3 separate regions of the Homo sapiens genome follow, and all the other regions are linked to region 1. Evidence: chromatin loops called from intact Hi-C (ENCODE). Cell type or tissue: endothelial cell of umbilical vein. All regions are shown on one strand. Region 1 overlaps MAN2A1 (mannosidase alpha class 2A member 1). Region 2 overlaps MAN2A1 (mannosidase alpha class 2A member 1). Region 3 has its middle 33 kb from the start of MAN2A1.

Region 1 (2,500 bases):
AAGAATATCTACAAATTTTAAAAAAGGCAACAACCCTTTACTAGTATAGCTAGTAAGACTAATAAAGAATAAAAGAGAAAAGAATCAAATAGACACAATAAAAAATGATAAAGGGGATATCACCAAAAAGTGGGCGAAAGATATGAACAGACACTTCTCAAAAGAAGACATTTATGCAGCCAACAAACGTGAAAAAAAGCTCATCATCACTGGTCATTAGAGAAATACAAATCAAAACCACAATGAGATACCATCTCACCCCAGTTAGAAAAGCGATCATTAAAAAGTGAGGAAACAACAGATGCGGGACAGGATGTGGAGAAATAGGAATGCTTTTACATTGTTGGTGGGAGTATAAATCAACCATTGTGGAAGACGGTGTGGTGATTCCTCAAGTACCTAGAACCAGAAATACCATTTGACACAGCAATCCCATTACTGGGTATATACCCAAAGGATTATAAATCATTCAACCATAAAGACACATGCACATGTATGTTTATTGCAGCACTATTCACAGTAGCAAAGACTTGGAACCAACCCAAATGCCCATCAATGATAAACTGGATAAAGAAAATATGGCACATATACACCATGGAATATTATGCAGCCATAAAAAGGATGAGTTCATGTCTTTGCAGGGATATGAATGAAGCTGGAAACCATCATTCTCAGCAAACTAACACAGGAACAGAAAACCAAACACCGCATGTTCTCACTCATAAGTGGGAGTCGAACAATGAGAACACATGGACACAGAGAGGGGAACACGACACACAGGGGCGTCAGGGGCTGGGAGGCTAGGGAAGGGATAGCATTAGGAGAAATACCTAACATAGATGACAGGTTGATGGGTGCAGCAAACCACTATGGCATGTTGTAAACCTATGTAACAAACCTGCATGTTCTGCACATGTATCCCAGAACTTAAAGTATCTATCTATCTATCTATCTATCTATCTATCTATCTATCTATATATATATATATATAGCAACAATTCAAATAAAAAGAATGGGTAAAAGACTTAGAAACTTGAAAATAGGGTATACCACTGGCCAATAAGCACAACAAAACATACTCAGCATCATTAGTCATCATAGAAATGCATGTTAAAATAACAGTGAAATATCACTATATACCCACTAGCATGGTTCTAAGAAAAAAGACTCACACAGCAAACACTGGCAAAAATGTGGAACAATCAGAACTCTAATTCGTTGTTGGTGGAATATAAAATAGCACCACCACTTTGGAAAACTCTTTCAAAGTTCACATAAGCTGCAACATAAACTTATCCTATAGCCCAGCAATTCTAGTGCTAGTAAACATTTCACTCCAAGAGAAGGAAAACATATGCCCATAAAAAGACCTGTGCACAAATGTTTATCACAGTATGATTCACCATAGCTCAAAACTGAAAGCAACCCAAATGTTCAACAGGAAACTGGATTAATAATAAAAGGAAATGGATTACCAACATACACAACAAGAATGAATCCCAAAAACTTCATGCTGGTGACAGGATATAAGATCACTAACAAAAATCAATTGTATTTCTACATACTAGCAATGAATAATCCTAAAATGAAATTAAGAAAACAATCCCATTTATAATGGCAGTAAAACAAACAAAATGCCTAGGAACATATTTAACAAAAAAAGTACAGGACTTTTACACTGAAAGCTATAAAACACTGTTGAAAGAAATTAACGATGATCTACTTAAATGGAAAGCCATCCCATGTTGCTATATCAGAAGATGTGACATTGTTAAAACGGCAATATTCCCCCAGATTGACCTACAGATTTAATACAACCACTAGCAAAATTCTAGCTGATATTTTTGCAGAAATTGATAAACTGGCCTAAAATTCACATGGAAAAAACAAGTTTAAAAAAAGAACGGAAGTTGCAGAACTCAGACTTCCCAATGTCAAGCTTATACAAGCTATAGTAATCAAGACAGTACGGTACTGGCATAAATATAAGTCAAGGAAACAGAACTGAGAGTCCAGGAATAAACTCTCATAATTATGGTTAACTAACTGTTAACAAGTGTGCCAGGACAATTCAGTGAGGAAAGAATCATCTTTTCCAATAAGTGGCATTGGAATAACTGGGTATCAACATGCAAAAAAAATAAATATGAAACTCTACCTCACATCATATACAAATATTAACTAAAAATTAATATTTTAGTTAATATAACAATTATATTAATAGTTATATTAACTATTATATATTAACTATATAATATTAACTAAATATAATATTTAGTTAATTTAATCACTGACATAAATGTAAGAGCTAAAACCATAAAACTAGTTTAAAGACAGTAGTACATCTTTATAATTCAGGATTAAACAACAGTTTCTTACTATGGCATCAAAAGCACAAGCAACAGAAGAAAAACTTCCTCAAAATTAAAACTTGTGCACTAAAAGACACCTTCAAGAAAGTGAAAAAACCACAGAATGAGAAAATAAATTTGTAAATCAC
Region 2 (2,500 bases), 110 kb before region 1:
TGCATCAAGGATAGTGATGAAGGTGTGAGACTTTCGACAATAAACTTGTTTAAAAGTTTCTGTACCAATATCTGAAAAGTAAATGATAAAATTTACATATTTAGATCAACTTTGAAGATTAGCAGCACAACTACATATTCTGTGAAAATTAGTATGAGAAGGAATAAAACAGTATGTTGAAGTTCTCTTTTGAGGAAAAAAGGGTGGATTAAATATACATATATGTTATTAAATATACATATATAAGTTCTCTTTTACAGAAAAAAGGGTGAATTAAATATACATATATACATGCTTGAACATACAGACTACGCTTGGAAGGGAACAGGAAACCAGTAATGGTCATGAGCAACATATTCTGCATTCCTTTTTGTATTGCTTGAGAATTTTATCATGCACAGGGGCTTTTTCAATAAAAGAAAGGACCTCCAATGGCCAAGAAGCTTTAAAAACATCCTCATTCTCTTTTAGTCAATACTTACCCCTAACAATGGTAGTCCTCAACCACTTTTTCCTGTTCCAACAGAGTTAAGAGAGAGCACACAGGCTCACTACAAGGAGGGATCATTATGTCATTGAGTCCCAGTCTATAGAGGTGGACAGGTCATTTGGAAAGTATTTCCCTCACCGCTGCCATGTTATCTGTCTCTCTGGATCGTATAACCCCCTTATGACTCAAGGCCTTAATGTCAGAATGCTCAGAACCAAGTAAACTTAGATCATCAACAATACAATAGAGTGCAAATACAGTATAATAAAAAAGTAATAAAAATATCAGTGCTTTCTTGGCACCAGCTCCAAGCAGGGTAGGGTAAAAGAAATGTAGAAGCTAATCTATCTAAGTAGGTTCAGGGCTCCTACCACATTTTTCTTATCTTTTTGGACCCCACACACATGCTAATTTGTAGGGTTGGAACTGAATCACTTGAGTCTGGTCTACAGCATTATTTATGAGGTTTTGGAGGAAAGCTGGGTCAGCTGAGCTGCCTGGTGAGGCAGACCTGCCTGTGTACCTAAATCAGCCCAGCTGCCTTCTCTGAGTCATGGCCCTTTCAGTGACAGAGGCAGGAGATTGGAGGTTTGTTTCCTTTCAAGGACAGGCTTGATGGAACTGCCAGAAAGACCAACTTGAAGAGAAATAAACAATAGGCAGCCAGCAAGCTGTGTTCAGACTGAGGATCTGTTTGGCCTGCACGGTGTGTTGACTCATATGCAAATCTGCATTAATCAGAAGACCAAGACCTACATTTATTTCCCAAGGGAAAACAACTGATTGGCGCTACGTACAGCTGCCTCCTGGGCTGTGGGTGGATTATCCCACTAGCCTACAGTCTCAATTTTCCCAGTTGCTTCTTTATGGCTACCTCTATAAGCTTCAGTTATTATAAACTTGCCTTGGCCTCTGTAGGACTTAGGTTTACCAATGCTGAACTAGATGATATGTGAGCATGTGTGGTTCAGGGGAGGAGAAAACTGGGGGACTGGGAGCAAGGCACTTTGTAGGCTGGAAATAGAAGGCCTAGGAAATAACAAGAGCATTGCCTTCAAATGTGCATAAATTCCAGCTATGCCTTTTGATGTCAACAAGGAAAGGAGGCTGAAGTTTTGAGAAAGTGCATTTTTCAGATGGGGAGATTCAAACTAATTTGCAGACTGATGAAACTGAGACAGTAAAGAAGCAATGAAACATGATCTTATTGTCAAGATCCTTTGCAGAAAGAGGATTTCAAAGCACACTAACAGTAAGCAAAAATAACCTTTTCAACTTACCTTTCCCTGAGTAGTAGAACAAAACAGCCCTGTGCCTTTGCTAGAGAACCGACAATCAAACCCTTTTCTGTGGAGGATCAAGGCTGCCTCATTGGAGTGCCCATTGCCCACCTGCAAATGAGCAGAATGCAGTCACACCGCGCAGACAATAAAGCAAATATTTATGGTACTTCACACACCACTCTCTCGATGTCAGCATCCAAAAGCACATTTATTTAGCAAGAAAGTTAGGCAAATTCATTTCTCCTCAGGTCCATGCTCACTGCCCATTCACCTGCTACCATTCTCTCCTACTTGTACTGAGCCAGGTAAGATTATGTTCTAAGGTTCCTTGTTAGGTAACCTCATGCCTTGGTTTCCCCTATAATCCCCGAGGACTTAGGTTTCCTTATGTCCATACATTATATATTGTTTTATTAAAGTTTATTCAAATAAAGCATTATGTTTTCGTCTTATTTTTCAAACACACACATCAGTTGAATAAACTGCACCTGAACTTAGTCCTTATCTGGTCATTGAATGACATACCATCTAACTTAAAAGTCACACATGCTTCTTTATTGAACATTAATTTTTGCTAACTGCATTCTTAATCTTTGATGTACTGATTCATTATTTTTATATCAGAGCTATTTAAATTTAGTTATGCTTTCACTTGGTAGGCCAGCTCACATTTACCAGCTTGATGTATCATTTAAATTGATACTGCAGAAGCTATTGTTGATAGGCA
Region 3 (2,500 bases), 100 kb after region 1:
GGTTAGTATATAACCGGATAAGTTATTTAATATGTTTTCCATAATTATCATTGATGCTAATTGTTACAACATTTTGTCAAGGCACTATATTTTAAGTAAACTGGCTCTCTCCATCATATCCCCCTCCATGCCATTATCTTTTATCCAACAGAGAGCCAGAAAATTCATTTATTTATTTATTCAGCCATCAAAAATATTTGTGGAGTACTTTCTACATGCAAGGCACTCTTCTTAGTGTTAGAGAGTATTCAAAGAAGTTATTTTTTAAAAAAAAAAAAAACCCTTGCTTTCAAGGACCCTAGGCTTTGATAGAGACAGTAAGATGTGCTTTCAAAAACCCACAGTAGAAAGCAATGCTATTTGAGTGGTAAAGGGAAGGCAAATATGTATTGATCATCTAAGTGCATTCACATGTGATCTCATATAATTCTTACAGCAATCCACCCCCAGGAGTATTATTATCATCCCCTTTTTTTAAAGATAAAAAATGAAAGAACTTCCTGAAGGTCATAGGATTTTAAAGTGGATCTCTCTGAGTCCAAAGCTCATGCTCAGTCTGGCAGGAATACAGGCTCAAACTTTCAGGAAAGGAGAAGGCCTATGCTGATGTGGTCGGGGACACCAAGGCTGGAAAGAGAAGTGAGGTTTGGAGAGAAGGTATTCCAGGAATAAGGCACAGGGAAAGAAGTGGGGTGGGAGAGAGAAGAACTCACTTGAGGAACAGCAAGAAATAGTGCAGACAAGTAGTGGAAAATCAGGCTAGAACTAGTAGCTTTGGGCTCGAGGAGTAAGACCATTTAGTGGTGAACTGTGAAGATTACAGTTTTTTCTGCAACCGGCAGTTCTACTGGAACATTCTGATCAAGGACATGGGATAAAGAATGTCATTTTTCAAAAAAAAATTCTGCCAGTAGAGTACAAAAGCATGACAGAAGGAAGAGATACAATCTATTCCATCATTCCTGGTGCAAGCCACATTTCTGGGTTGGCCCAGGAAGCTGCCAGTCATGCTTCCTGTGGTTTGCGGTGAACATGTTCATTCCTTCTTGTGTGAAACTGGCAGTTCCTTCTTAGGTCTAAATGTGTCATGTGGAAGTGCTCCCATGGCGACACGAAAAGAGAAGCAAGGCAAGAAAAAGAGTCAAACTTGTTTTGCTGTAATTCAAATAATAATTTTACTCCCTGAGTAAGCTCAGTTTTTTCATGCATTTCTTTTTATAGTAAGGCCAATGTTTATTCTGGCCATGAAAGGAGGAGAGAGTCTGGGGTCATTGCCACTTCATAAATACCCTTCACAAAAGCATACCTAATAAAATTTCTAGATGGTCTAGATGGAAAGGGTCAGAAGGGTGGCAACCAGCTTAAAAGGCAATGGCATTACTGAAGTTTCTGTAGCATACTAATTGAGGTTGATGGTAGGAGTTCAGTGCTAGGAGACATAGATACGTCCAGATATTGCAGGAGTGCCCAAACCCTGAACCTAAACCACTCTCAATTTTCCTTTATCATAGGGTATTCCTGCCAATTGTGTATTAGAGTCACCTGGAGAGTTTTGAAAATATACCCATATCCAGGCCCCACCACCAAGAGGTTCTGAATTACTTGATCTTTGGGCATTCCTCCCCATCAACACCTCACCCCATTTCTAAAATGAGGTTTAATTTACACAGGGTAGTACACATAGATTTTTGGTCTAAAGTTTGATGAACGGGTGCAGTTTTTTAAACTTAGATGCCATAAAATTCAGAGATGAACATTCTTTGACCTTCAATTTGCAGGCTGAATTCTATAAGGATAGGGGAAATTCGGAGATGTAGCAGAAATGGAAATAATTGTTCAAATTACCTTTAAAGGGTATGTTGGCCTGCACTTACTCAGACAGTACAGTTTGGCAATGCTCACTATATATAATCCTTTTCATTTTATGTTATGTATGCTGAAACACTGGATTCACACTGCACATCAGTTAACTCTGGGAAGACAGTGCATCAGGAGGCCAGAAGATTCTTTCCCTTTGTGAGTCATATCACCGACATAACCTGAAAGCTTGTTATAGAGGAGCCAGATTGTATAAAAAAGTGAGTCCAGAGGGCTGTTTTTGGTGGTACAATCTTGGCCCCAATGCTTTAATAAAGACCCTTGGGTGATCCTGTTATTATGCTTGGAAACAATGGAAAAGGGAGCTCACAGGGGATTCTGGCAGCAACAGCATGTCTAAAGGCAAAAGCCTTGCCTTGTTTTGTGCTTCCAAACATAAGATCATCTGCATGGAAATATACCAGGGAGTATGAAGGAATCAAACCCAGAAAAGCATTAAGGTAGGGAAAATAGAACGAGGAACTTAGGACATTGTTTGATTGCCTTGTCACAATTAAAACTGCTTTGGAAACACTCATAAGGGAGAAGAGCAAGAATTTCATTGTTATGAAAAGAGTGATTTTGGTAAACATGCAAGCAATTAAACATGCAAGATATAACTTTATTGTCTGATGTTTATTCC

What was found. Hi-C counts contacts between places; a loop is a spot of excess contacts. Peaks named below come from ENCODE experiments on the same cell type or tissue, not always from the same donor. Only the 100,000 strongest peaks of a DNase experiment are listed, where the experiment ranks them.
Region 2: a loop joins it to region 1, with 5 times the contacts of the local background. A loop is called at or near these places in 1 of 110 quality-filtered maps.
Region 3: a loop joins it to region 1, with 8 times the contacts of the local background. A loop is called at or near these places in 1 of 110 quality-filtered maps.

The regions. Positions count from the first base shown.
Region 1 is chr5:109,758,439-109,760,938 of GRCh38, reverse strand. All of the region lies in intron 5 of MAN2A1 (mannosidase alpha class 2A member 1), which reads right to left. Among named protein-coding and RNA genes, the nearest start is that of MAN2A1-DT, 69 kb to the right of the region's middle. In endothelial cell of umbilical vein, no CTCF peak of the experiment used is centred here; a DNase peak (open chromatin) is centred at 1,428; H3K27ac peaks cover 1,272 bases.
Region 2 is chr5:109,864,417-109,866,916 of GRCh38, reverse strand. It overlaps MAN2A1 (mannosidase alpha class 2A member 1), which reads right to left. Exons shown (of 22, transcript NM_002372.4): 21 at 1,771-1,881; 22 at 1-71. Among named protein-coding and RNA genes, the nearest start is that of LINC01848, 18 kb to the left of the region's middle. In endothelial cell of umbilical vein, no CTCF peak of the experiment used is centred here; DNase peaks (open chromatin) are centred at 626 and 1,096; H3K27ac peaks cover 2,147 bases.
Region 3 is chr5:109,655,536-109,658,035 of GRCh38, reverse strand. No RefSeq gene overlaps it. Among named protein-coding and RNA genes, the nearest start is that of MAN2A1, 33 kb to the left of the region's middle. In endothelial cell of umbilical vein, no CTCF peak of the experiment used is centred here; a DNase peak (open chromatin) is centred at 1,015; H3K27ac peaks cover 1,323 bases.